2 separate regions of the Homo sapiens genome follow, and region 1 is linked to region 2. The links are chromatin contacts, found by Hi-C in ENCODE. All regions are on one chromosome and are shown on one strand. The core of a region is the stretch at or near the end of the contact, and the rest is flanking DNA. Distances in the headings are between cores, read along the strand shown.

Region 1 (6,314 bases), core at 2,595-5,094, 1.9 Mb before region 2:
TCTGGAAGATGGCAGACTGCTGACTCATCTGAGGATGTGTTCCGCGGCGCCCAAACTTCCTTATGATCTCTGGTTCAAGAGGTGCTTTGCGGGATGTTTGCCTGAATCCAGTTTACAGAGGCAAGTAGGTCTTTCGAAGACATATTGAAGGCTTGGCGTTAGAGCAGAGTTCTGGCCTTTCATGTGGTCATCCCTCAGATTATAAATTTGCTTTAGAACAATACAGTAATTTGAAGCTCAGTCCTCCAGCAGCTACCGTAACAGCACATGATTCTGCTTATTCTTGAATATACAATTAGAAAAATTAAGGGCCCTCAGTGCGTTAGATGCTGTGAAGCAGTCACACCTCAAATGGTCTCCATGAGTTTATATAAGCGTCAGCCCCTTTTTTCCAGAAATGTGACAAATCTTCCTCCAGTAGAAATCTTAGTGTTAGTTTCATCATGATATCTTTAAAGAAGCTGAAAGCAGTCAAAGATTTGACTAAGTTCTTCCAGTCAGTTTCAGACATGTCTGGGTATTTCGGAGTCCAGGTGCCACCCATTAAGACTTTGTGATGTAGTAGAACAGTAACTCTTAAAATAAGTTATGGCACTGAACAGTGCAATACACAGAGAACATTATAAGATAATATGTAACTAAGTGTATGAAGTAGAATACCAACTTTTAGGAGTTACAGGAATGATCAGAATTATTATTTTAGAGTGGTTATAGATCAGTAACTGGCTCCTTACGCCCTTGGAGAAGTTTAAGGAGTCTGTCCCCAGAATCACTGGCAATGAAATTGAATTTATCCCATTTCATATACATCTTTTGTTGTCCCTTAGTAGGCTATAATTATATTAGCATTATGGCATATTAGCAGAATATAAACCATTAGTTTAGGATTTTCTTTTTCTTCCTCAGAAATGTCAGGTTCACAACATGAGGGAATATGATTTTGGTAGATTCCTAGTGGAGCAGTAATTTTTAGTAAACTTTCCTTTCTCCTTCTAGTGCTGATTGTATCTAGAATAGATTTCAAATGGCTTCTGTATTTTGTTGTTGTTTTGGTGATTATTTCATAAAAGTTGTTCTTTGAAGCTTTTACATAAAATTGGAGCAATTTGATTTTATTTTGTAATTTGAGATGTCTAGGCTAAACATAATTCTGAAACTCATATAATTTGATTATATCTCCTTATTTTTGTAGGGTTTGGGATAAAGTTGTGAGTGGATCCTGTAAGATCCTAGTTTTTGTAGCTGTCGAAATTTTATTAACCTTTAAAATAAAAGTTATGGCACTGAACAGTGCAGAGAAGATAACAAAGTTTCTGGAAAATGTAAGTGTGCTTTGATTTGATTTTGAATCTGGAAATGAAGTTACCTTAGCAAGTCAGATTTTCCTGTTACATTAGATTATTTCAGAGAAATAATTACATGATTTTAGAGAAATAATACCTTAGAATGTTTCAGAGAATAATTATAATAATGATTATTTTAGGGAAATTATTTAAGAGAAATAATAATTTGATTTGATTTTGAATCTAGAAATGAAGTCACTTTAGCAAGTGAGATTTTCCTGTTACATTAGATTATTTCAGAGAAATCATACAGTGTATTTTTACATTATAAGAAACACTTTTCCCTGAAAAAGTTTGGCCTAAAGTTGGCCTGAGGGTTAGTTTGCATCCTGTCTTTGGGAAATGATGGTCTGAGACCATCTCGTGAATGTGTCCACTTAGAACCAGAGTCTCATCCTCCATGTGACTATCAGCAGGCATGTCAGGAAAAGGAATAGGTGGGATCTGTCATTTTACAATGAGTAATTTTTGTCAGTTCAAAAGGGGTTCTGTATTTTGGAGGATTTTGTAAGCCATTTCATTTCTGTTACTGTCTCTGGTGTAGTCCCAGTTGGGTTTATTAATATACAGTATTAACCTAGTATATTGCTGAAAAAGGCAATGGTAATGAAATTAACTTTTCCCTCGCTATGTATCTTGGAATACCCTTTACCAGGCAAGAAGTAGGATTAAAGAGACTTATGCCTGAATGATTTTCACAGAATCCAAAATCTATTCATTTTTAAAATAGTATTAACATTTGAAAAATGGCCTGGTAAATTATAATAAAGTACTGAGTCAATATGCGTTGAATAAATGAATAATCATCATTATAACCAGAGGTGGCTAGCAGTGCGAAGCCTGTGCTAAGTATTTTCCATGGGTTACCTCATGTCCTACTGTGAACAGCTCTGTGAAGTCAGGCTATCATTTCCCCCATTTTAGAGATGGGGATCTGAAACCCAGGTAGCTTAGGTAACCTGCCCGGGGGTGCACAGTTAGTGAGCAGTGCAGGATTTGAACCCAGGCAGGCTGACACTGGAGCCCTTTCATGTCCTCAGGTAGCATGTGACGCAAGTCTTTTATGCTGTCACTTTCTGAAAAACAGTGCAAACTCCCATGGAAGTGGATTTCATGCCACAGCGAATGAGGGAAGACACTGAAGTTGTCAACACTGAAATTTCACAAAGACTGATTTGCTTGCCCACAGATTCCCCAGGACAGCTCAGACGCGATCGTGAGCAAGGCCATTGACTTGTGGCACAAACACTGTGGGACCCCGGTCCATTCAAGCTGAACGCACCCGCTGGTTGTGGACCGTCTGCCAGGCACCACAGTGAGCATTGTGTTCTTGGCATGTGATCTGGGAAACTGATTGAATAATACACTTTTCTTGCTTTGGTGCTCAAAGTGGTTTTTTTCCCCCAATAAAATTATTTAATTGAAATGCCTGGTGTTGCTGTGTTGGCGAGCAGCATCTTGCAGTTACATAGAAATGTAAAGTTCATCTCTGAATAGCATTTCAAAAGGGTTGTTAGAAAATAGCTCCCTGATTTTAAAGCGGTTTAGTCAGGGTGAGTGGGTGTGTTAACCAGCAGTGCATAACTAAGCCTGCCCTGCCTGTCTCTAATTAGCACCAAGCTAGTTACTTTCAAGGTCTGTTTCTAGAATAAGAGTGACTTCCTTTTGTTGACACCTCAGATTTGGCTTTTGTTGATGCAATACGTGTTTAAATCCAAGCCAACTGCCTTCTGAGGCTTCATCTTGCTAAACAGGCTTTAAACAATTCCTTACTCTTTTTTCTCTTTGGGCCAGTTGGAATGAAACCATTATTGAACAAAATGTGTTTGAATTGCTCCTAGGAGCAAGTACTTGTTGGATATTTTGCTGCACTCACATTTTTCTTGATGGGGTGTTAAATGTGGGATGTTAGGGTGCACTGTGCCACGCACTAAAGCAGTGAGAGAAATGGCCGGTGAAGGTGAACAGCTCATCACCCCTGGGCCACCTTGTGCCACGTAAATGGCATGGCCACTCTTCACTGGATAGTTCCCGGCTTTGGGAGTAGTGAGTGAAAGGGGACCCTTTGTTTCACACCGGTTTAGCCTTCAGACCTGCAAGAGCCTGAGTGGTGAGTTGGATTTTCCACCCACCCCCTAAAAGACGAGGGCAGCTATGAACTTATAGAGGTACAATTCTGAGAATTCAGGCCCTCCTTAGTGTGTGAAATATCTGTTGAAAAAAAGTTCAGAGAAAGTGTGAGCTGTTGAAATCTGCTGCTTCTGAATACTAACATATCCAAGAGTATTTAATTTTTTAAAATAAAAATGCACTCCAAAGAAAAACCTTTTAAAGCAAAATTGCTGCCTAGAGTTAAAATTTTAATAAAAAATGACTTATTGCCAACCATTTATGCCGGAGCCAGGCAGGAGCGCTGGTACTCTTAGGGAGCAGGAAGGCTTAGGGGCTGAAGTTCCTCTGACTTCGCTGCTTTGGCTGGAGGCCAGCTGATCTGAAACGAAAGACTCTTACTGTACTGCTGAGAGATCTAAAAATAAATATTCTGCAAGTATATTCTGTCAAACCCAGTTTGGTAAAACCTTTCTGGCTGTAGGGTGTGGGGCGGCGATTTTTTCTTGAAGTTAGTCAATCTGAGAGTTTTTATTAAAACACTGATTGGCGGAATGATTTTTTTAAGGCCCATCCTGAGAAAGTGGTGGATGGAGAGGATGAGCATCCAGTTTCGCTTCATAGCAGAATTTCACTTTGCTGAGAGCTGAGTGTTTTGAAAATGTTTGTGCCTGCTGTCTTGGGTGAGGAGCGCAGTTCCTGATAAAAATACATCCATATGCCTTTTCTTCAAAACATTTTGTCAGGATACTGCAGAATTTTTCCTTCATATATTACAACCCACGGTTCCTGTCACAGACTATTGCGGCTAAAATGTGAGATTCTTCCTCGCCCTTGGAAAGCTGGAATTTAACATGATCAAATTTAGTTTCTGCTCTTTCCCGTCTAGAGATTTGCCTTAAACACAGATGAGAGAAGATCTCAGTCCTCTTGGCCAGGAGAAAGGAAGGCCGAGGAAGGTTGGAGAGTGTGTGTGTGTTGGGGGTGTGGCTTTGGCCTGCTGACAAATCGAATGGATGGATTGCGTCGAGGTATAATTGTGTAGAGGATTGTGTGTACACAGGCTTGTGTGTCAAGGCTGTTTCAGGAAATGAGGTCAGGGTTCATGAGAATGAAGCACTTTCTTTGTTAATGGAAAGTTCGCCTGAAAATTATGAGGCAACACTGAAATCATATGATGCGCTGAAGGAGCTCCGAGGACCTTCTTGCACTGTAGCTCTGGGTATGACAGGCACTTGCCCTGTCTTGAATTGCATAAGTTTCCTGTCATGTGGTTATCACGTCCCTATGGTGACTCAAGGTTTTGGTGTTTTCTGTCTGAAAATGAAGAACCTGGAGGGAAGCCAGTGGGGATGAGGAGGGTAAGCAAAGAGCTTAGATGCCCAGGACCAGATCCTAAAATGAGTCACTGGCTCACATGGCCCAAGTGACAGCGCCTGCTCGAGCTCTGTGACCGTAAGCAGCAGAGTGACATCCCAAGTTCTCCAGCCAAGGCAGCCTTTGGGGAGCCTGGTGAGGGGTGTGGGGTGTGGACAGTGAATCTGCCCGGGTCACATAAGGTCAGCAGCCTTTGTCTTTAGCTGGGTGTTTTGGGTCTAGAAGGGCCAGAAGGTGCTTTCCTCTGCCCTTGACAGAGAGGGAAAGGAGTGTGGGAATTTGGGGAGCAGGAGTTGGTGGCATCTCCTCTGTTGGTGAAAACAAAGAGCCGTTTCTCCTTGAGACTGTGTGCCAAATGAAACTGTCCGTGGCTCTTGGCACAAGCCGTGGCTCCTAGATCAGCTGATGTTCCTCCAGAGCTGGCACCAGTTTGAGTAGGAGGGAGGGGTGATGGATGGCGGTGTGGAGAACAGAGGGTGGTAGTGATTTCTGGGGGACCACGGTGGGGGTGCTGGCCTTTCATGGCTTTCCCGACCAGTCGCCCTTTCCACTTTGGTCCCTCTGTCAGCCTTGCCTTGGGGAGGTTAAAAAGTGAGTGGACAGTTTCTAGATGAGGTGATAACTCCCCATAAGGGGAGCCCCCTCCCAGGGGCTGATTTTACTCCAGGACAATGACAAAGGGAGTTGGAGAATGTCATCAGAGAAGGACACACAAGAATCCTAGAAGCTCATCCTAAGCACAACTCCAAATTGAATGTCATAGCAAGCGCTTAAGGTTCACATCTCCAACTCATACCTAATACTGAGGTTTTCCTTTGCAGTTTACCAGGAACTTACATGGCAGGCACTCGGGACTGCCAGAGCTCACGCTAAGCACTGGCTTTATCACAGAGTCACTTCCTGGTCTTCTCCATCATCCTTTCCTAGAGTCTTAATAAGTAGCAAGCTGGTGCTTGCTGGACATTTTAGCATCTCTCTTTTCCCTGCTTCTGCCTGCCCTCTGGACATAATACTAAGAAGATTTGAGAGGGGGGCAGCAAAGAGGAGAAGCTTTGGAAGATTCACTCCTAAACATCAGGTGGCTGCACGCTATACCGCAGTGGGCCTGCATTCCCACCTCCCGTTTCTCCCTCCTCTGACCGATATGTTTGGTTCATTTGTCTTTTTATTTGTTTTCATTCAATCACAAAATATATGTGAATACAGTCTTAATTATGGGCCAGGTACTGAGCTTAATTGCTGAACAAGACATGGTATCTGCCCTCTCGGAGTGTACAAGCATGCAGGGAAGACATATTTAACAGATAGATGTTTTGTTCCAGACATCTTTAGTAGAAACTCTCAACTCCTGTGCTGCCACACCAGGGAGAAGGTGGACTGAGTCTGTCCAGAAGCTCCAGAGGAAGGGTAGAATTGCTGTGAGATGTGTGATTCTGTGTCCCCTTCACTTAGTAATGGAAGAGGTGACAGGAAGAGCCTTGGACC
Region 2 (6,442 bases), core at 1,440-3,939:
TGAGCATCTGCAGACTTAACCCCATGTGGCAATCACCAAGGCTTATGGCTTGTGTCCTCCAGAACTGTGGCCAGAGCTGTACCTGGGCCCCTTTGAGCTGAGGCTGAAGCCAGAGTCTGAAGCTCAGCAGGGCAGTAGGGCCCTGGGCCTGGCCCCTGAAACCATTCTTTTCTCCTAAGCCTCTGGGCCTTTGATGGGAGGGGCTGTCCTCAAGATTTTTGAAATGCCTTTGGAGGGTTTTTGCCTTGTCTTGGATATTGGCTTCCTTTTAGTTATGCTCATCTCTCTAGCAAGTGAATGTTTCACAACCTGCTTGGATTCTTTCTCTACCACAGAGCCAGGCTGCAAATTTTACAAACTTTTACACTCTGTTTCCCTTTTAAATATAAATTTCAATGTTAAGTCACTTCTTTGCTCCCATATCTGATTTAGGTTGCTGGAAGTAGCCAAGTCACCTCTTGAATGCTTTGCTGCTTAGAAATTTCCTCTACTAGGTAGCCTGGGTCATCACTCTTAAGTTCAAACTTCCACAGATCCCTAGAGCATACAGTGCAACCAAGTTCTTTGTTAGGGCATAATAAGAATGACCCCATTCCATTTCCCAAAAACTTTCTCATTTCCATCTGAGACCTCATCAGCCAGAACTTCACTGTCCATATCTGTATCAGTATTTTGGTCACAACCATTTAACCAGTCTCTAAGAAGTTCCAAACTTTCCCTCATCTTCCTGTCTTTTTCTGAGTCCTTTAAACTCTTCCAGCCTCTCCCTTACCCCGTTCCAAAGTCACTTCCACATTTTCAGTTATCTTTATAGCAATGCTCCACTTCTCAGTACCAATTTTCAATTTTCTGTGTTAGTCCGTTTTGCATCACTATAAAGAAATACCCAAGGCTGGGTAATTTATAAAGAAAAAAAGTGGGGACCGGGCACGGTGGCTCACGCCAGTAATCCCAGCACTTTGGGAGGCCGAGACGGGCGGATCACGAGGTCAGGAGATCGAGACCACCCTGGCTAACACAGTGAAAGCCCGTCTCTACTAAAAATACAAAAAATTAGCTGGGTGTGGTGACGGGCGCCTGTAGTCCCAGCTACTCAGGAGGCTAAGGCAGGAGAATGGCATGAACCCGGGAGGCGGAGCTTGCAGTGAGCCGAGATCACGCCACTGCACTCCAGCCTGAGTGATAGAGTGAGACTCCGTCTCAAAAAAAAGAAAGAAAAAAGAAAAAAGGGTTGATTGACTTATGGTTCTGCAGGGTATACAGAAAGCATGGTGCTGGCATCTGCTTCGGGTGAGGCCTCAGGAAGGTTACAATCATGGCGGAAGGAGGAGCCAGCATATGACATGGCAAGAGAGAGAGAAAAGGACAGAAGGGAGAGGTCCCAGAGTCCTTTAAACAACCAGATCTTGGGTGCGTTAACTGAGTGAAAACTCACTCACCATCAAAGGGACAGCACTAAGCCACTCATGAGGGATCTGCCCCCATAATCCAATACCTCCTACTAGGCCCCACCTCTAACACTGTGGATCACATTTCAGCGTGAGATTTGGAGGAGACAAACATCCAAATTATATCACCTACCACAAAAGGAACTATTGTCTTAAAATTTTGTTAGTCATTCCCTTACTTTACTTTTTGATTGGCCTCCTAGGTCTAAGTGTATGCATAGACATATATGCATAGGTATATATACAATTTGCATATAGTCAATTTCTGCCTGTTTGGGAACTGTAAGTAAATATAATCATACATAAGCATTCTTCCAAGACTTGCTCTAGGGTCAACATGATATTTCTGAGTGTTATCCATGTTGATGCCAAGAGATGTTGATAATTCATTTTCACAGCTGTATAGTATCCTATTGCATGAATGTATGACAGTCTATCATTTCTATCAGTTGGCAGTGCTAAGTCATTGACAAAAATGATGGTTCAGAGTTAGGATTTCAAGAAGGCACAATTGCCACCAAATTTATCCCTGTTTCATGCACAAACTACTTGAGCAGAGAAGTGAAAATTTTGCCTCAAGTTAGAAGCAGGTTTTAGCTAGGGGACATCAAAGGAGGGAAGGGGTCTTAAATGGGAGAGGAAGAAAGGGCTAAAGTGACTCCCCAAGATTAAAAAATAAAAACAAAAAGAAAAAAAAGAATCTTCCTGGACAGACAATTTGTGACTGGGCTAGCCCATGCTGATTGTGGGCAAATTAAGGCTTTCACTCTCACTGTCACTTCCCCTCCAGATAAGCCCTTGGGGAAAAGTTCTATATGAATACTTAATTTACAAAAGTATTGTTCCCCAGACCAGCAGATTGGGTTCCATGAAGGTCCATCACTTTGCTTGATCCTGAAGAGAACCAAATTTCATATAGTGCTCATCTATAAGCTTCCTATTGATGTATTTTTTATATTCACCTTTTTCTATAGCATATGCGACTATGCAGCTACCACACAGTTATCAAATAGTAGTGTCCATGAACCTTTAGTAACCTTTGACTAGTTTCCATGACTCTGAAATTCCCCACCCACAGCTTCACTTGTAAAGAGTGGAAATATTTAGAGGAAGTGAGACTATCAGCAGCTCAGCCTCACCATGGGAAGCATTTTCTCCTCAAAGCACAGTAGTATGCTGGTGCCTTCTGTCACACTATCAGGACATGGCTTTAGCAAGTACAGTGTCCTCTCAGCACCTGTTCCTCATGCAGGTGCTTTGCATCATATAATCGTCGAAACATTAAGGAAGTAATGCTCTTTGTCACTCCACCGGAGTGGAGAAGTTAAAGTCAAGAGTGTACTTCAGGGGTTGTATCACTGGTTTGGCTTTAGTAGTTGTGAGGTCTTGATGGGTGAGAGTGATCCCTGGCAAATGACATATATTGATTGATTCATTGAGTGAGCAAAGGAGTAAGGTGGGTGTATTAGGGTTCTCCAGACAAACAGAACCAATGGAATGTGTGTGTGTATATATATACATATATATATAGAGAGAGAGAGAGAGAGAGAGATTTATTTTATGAAGTTGGTTCACACAATTATGGAGACTGGCAAGTCCAAAATCAGCAAGGCAGGCTGGCAAGCTGGAGATCAGGGAAGAACTGACATTGCTACTTGAGTCCGAAGGCACTCTGCTAGCTGAATTCCTTCTTGCTCTGTGGATGTCGCTCTTTTTTCTATTAAGGCCTTCAACTGATTGGAGGCCCACCTACATTATGGAAGGTCATTTGTTTTGCTCAAAGCCTACTCATTTAAATGTTAATCTTTTAAAGAAGATAGCTTTGCAGTGACATCCAGAAGAATGTTTGATCAATATCTAGGTACCTTGGCTTAGCCAAGTTAACACGTAAAATTAACCATCTCAGATACTGTATCCATTTCAGAAAATAATTTAGTAGATATTAATATTTATTGAACATCTGTTAAGGACTCTGTATGGGCCAGGCACCATATTAGGTGCTGGGGATTCAGCAGGAAAGCCAGCCAGACAAAATCCCTATTTTCAAGAAGCTTACATATGGAAGGGTGGAGGTTTGAGTAATTAAAACACTCGCAGTAGTTTTCATGCCTTCAAGAAGCACTGCAGATACAACTCAAGTCAATCAAATCCATTCTCCCATATACATATGGTATTGGGGTATAGTGAAAAGAGGAACAGAGGTTCTGACTTCCTGGACTTTGTCTTCTACTGAGGACCTCAGGTCTAAATTATATGATGACCATAGACACATTTTAACAATTATATACAACATGTTATTCATTATGTAGCTTTCAAAAGCACATATAATTCAGTTATAAAGGATGATGAAAATTAACAAATTGCATACAATTGTATTAAAAATAAAGTGACAAAGGTATTTTGTACATGATTATTTCATTTTCTTCATGAGTTTTTTTTTTTTAATTTTTATGGCAAAACAGTTCAAGGAACCACTTAACGAAGGTGTTTGATTTCAAAAGAATTGATTTGGGAAGACAGAACTGCTTGATGATGTCTGTTTCTTTGTTAGCTTTAAGTAACTGGTTTACTCAATTGGCCTCTTCCTTCATTGTGTTTTGGAGTTTTTTTGACTGAAGCAAAGACAAGCATTAAAAATAAAGACATTGGTTTATGTTGTTTAGAACTGAGAATCCATTTAAAAAAAATGAATTGGAGTATCTATGCCAGATTGCTCTTACATGATATATGTGGCCATGGGCAGAGGAGGGTTGCATTCTTAATTTATGCCCTGAAAGAATATCAGGCTTATTTCTCAAAAGGAAAAATACAAATGGCAAGCAGGTATATGAATAGGTGCTCAACATCACTGATCCTCAGAGAAATGCAAATCAAAACTACAATGAGATATCATTTCACCACAGTTAAAATGGCTTATATGCAAAAGTCAGGCAATAACAAATTCTACTGAGGATGTGAAGAAAAGGGAACCCTCATATACTGTTAGTGGGAATGTAAATTAGTATAACCACTGTGGAGAACAGTTTGGAGGTTCCTCAAAAAACTAAAAATAGAGCTGTCATATGATCCAGCAATCCCACTCACATATACCCAAAAGAAAGGAAATCAATATATTAAAGACATATCTGCAGTCCTGTGTTTATTGCAGCACTCTTCACAAGTGCCAAGATTTGGAAGAAACCTAAGTGTCCATCAACAAATAAATGGATAAAGGAAATGTGGTACATATACACAATGGAGTACTATTCACCCATAAAAAAGAATGAGATCCAGTCATTTGCAGCAACATGGATGGAACTAGTGGTCATTATGTTAAGTGAAATAAACCAGGCACAGAAAGACAAATTTCACATGTTCTCACTTACTTGTGGGAGCTAAAAATTAAAATAATTGAACTCATAAAGACAGACAATAGAGGGATGGTTACCAGGGGCTGGGAAGGGTAGCGTTGTGGGTGGGGGGGATTATGGGGGGCAGGTAGGGGAGATAGATAATGAGTACAAGTCATAGAAAGAATGAGTAAGACCTAGTATTTGCTAGCACAACAGGATGACCGTAGTCGAAAATAATTTAATTGTACATTAAAAAATAACTAAAATATTGTAATTGGATTGTTTGTAACACAGAGGATAAATGCTTGAGGTGATGGAGACCCCATGTACCCTGATGTGATTATTACACATTGCATGCCTGTATCAAAACATCTCATATAACCCATAAATATATACACCTACTATGTATCCACTGAATTTTTTTAAAAAGAAAAAAAACAGCCTTTAATTAGAATATTTGCATGTCACAGGCTAGGGCTAATAATCCAATTAAAGTTTTAGGTAAGGGCTGGAGGACACAGGGATGTGTAGCACACGTTGATGTACCTCAAAGAGGGGAATTCTTCTAAGAAAGCGTCATCACGATTTCTCACCTGTTATCTACAACCTTCAACCCATTGCTCTAAAAAATCTTACATTTGAGTTGAAGAAAGAACAAATACGTTTGTAAAACAAAAATCACATTTAAAAAATAGCTAAATATGTTGCTAAGTGAAAGAAGCCAATCTGAAAAAGCTGTATATTGTATGATTCTAACTAGAACGTTCTGGAAAAGATAAAACTAGGGTACCAGTAAAAAGATCAGGGGTTCCCAGGGACTGCAAGGAGGGAGGGATGAATAGGTGAGGCATGGAAGATTTGAGGGCAGTGAAAGTCCTCTGCGTGATACGATAGTGGTAGAAGCGTGTCACTGTGCATTTGCCCAATCCCATAGAATGTACACCACCAGGTGCGAACCCTACTGTCAACTATAGACTTGGGGTCATAATGATGTGTCAATGCAGGTTTATTGATTGTAGCAAATGTGCCAGTCTGTGGAGGGAGGTCGACAGTGGGAGAGCCTGTGTGCATGTGGGAGCAGGAGGTATATGGGAAATCTCTGTACCTTTTTCTCAATTTTGCTGTGAACCCAAAAGTGCTCTAAAAAATAGTCTTTTTTTAAAAGGAGCTAAGTGGCCTCTTTGATGTTCCCCCAGAAGGCCAAGAAAGTGCCCAACACCGGACGTTTGCACTGACAGTCCCTCTGCCTGGAAGGACCTTCTGGGAGATCCCTGCCAGGCTCCGTCCCCTTCCTCATTCAGCTCTGGGCCACAAGTCACCCAATCCGCCAGCCCTCCCTCACATGCCATGCAAAATGGCCACGGGGTCACCTCTGTCACCCTCCCCGTTGTCACCTGTCCTCAACACCACCCGACGCCGTGCAGACTGACGTACTGGCTTATGGTCTGTTTCTGCCTCTGAACCGTTGGCTCCGTGGGTGGGTGAAGGACGTTATTTTGTCCCCTGCTGTGTTCTTGGCACATGGGAGGTGCTGGAGGGACATCTGCTGAAGGAACGAGTGAGTGAGCCAGTGAGTGGATCATCCAGTGAGCGTGAGGGACGGGTGCTACCAGGCAGGGAAAGAAGCTCTCTGTAAGCAGGGAAGCCTGCTCAGAAGTGAAG

What was found. Hi-C counts contacts between places; a loop is a spot of excess contacts on that map. Pooled maps may share reads with other maps.
Region 1: a pooled map shows a loop between it and region 2 (23-fold over the local background). The contact joins two enhancer-like sites. A Hi-C loop is called at or near these places in 2 of 37 single-sample maps with no recorded cell type and 4 of 50 pooled maps.

Annotation. Positions count from the first base shown.
Region 1 is chr6:13,301,406-13,307,719 of GRCh38, reverse strand. It overlaps TBC1D7-LOC100130357 (TBC1D7-LOC100130357 readthrough), which reads left to right. Exons shown (of 9, transcript NM_001318809.2): 6 at 1-120; 7 at 1,193-1,322; 8 at 2,533-2,658. The coding sequence ends at 2,619. It overlaps TBC1D7 (TBC1 domain family member 7), which reads left to right. Exons shown (of 8, transcript NM_016495.6): 6 at 1-120; 7 at 1,193-1,322; 8 at 2,533-2,769. The coding sequence ends at 2,619. Among named protein-coding and RNA genes, the nearest start is that of TBC1D7, 24 kb to the left of the region's middle. RefSeq lists enhancers at 1-479, 4,570-4,619. Within about 2 kb of position 3,844, at least 33 of the 41 ENCODE cell types and tissues checked have a DNase peak (open chromatin) inside an H3K27ac peak, as active enhancers do.
Region 2 is chr6:11,370,603-11,377,044 of GRCh38, reverse strand. It overlaps a transcript of NEDD9 not described here. Among named protein-coding and RNA genes, the nearest start is that of NEDD9, 140 kb to the right of the region's middle. RefSeq lists enhancers at 5,810-6,309, 6,310-6,442. Within about 2 kb of position 2,689, at least 4 of the 41 ENCODE cell types and tissues checked have a DNase peak (open chromatin) inside an H3K27ac peak, as active enhancers do.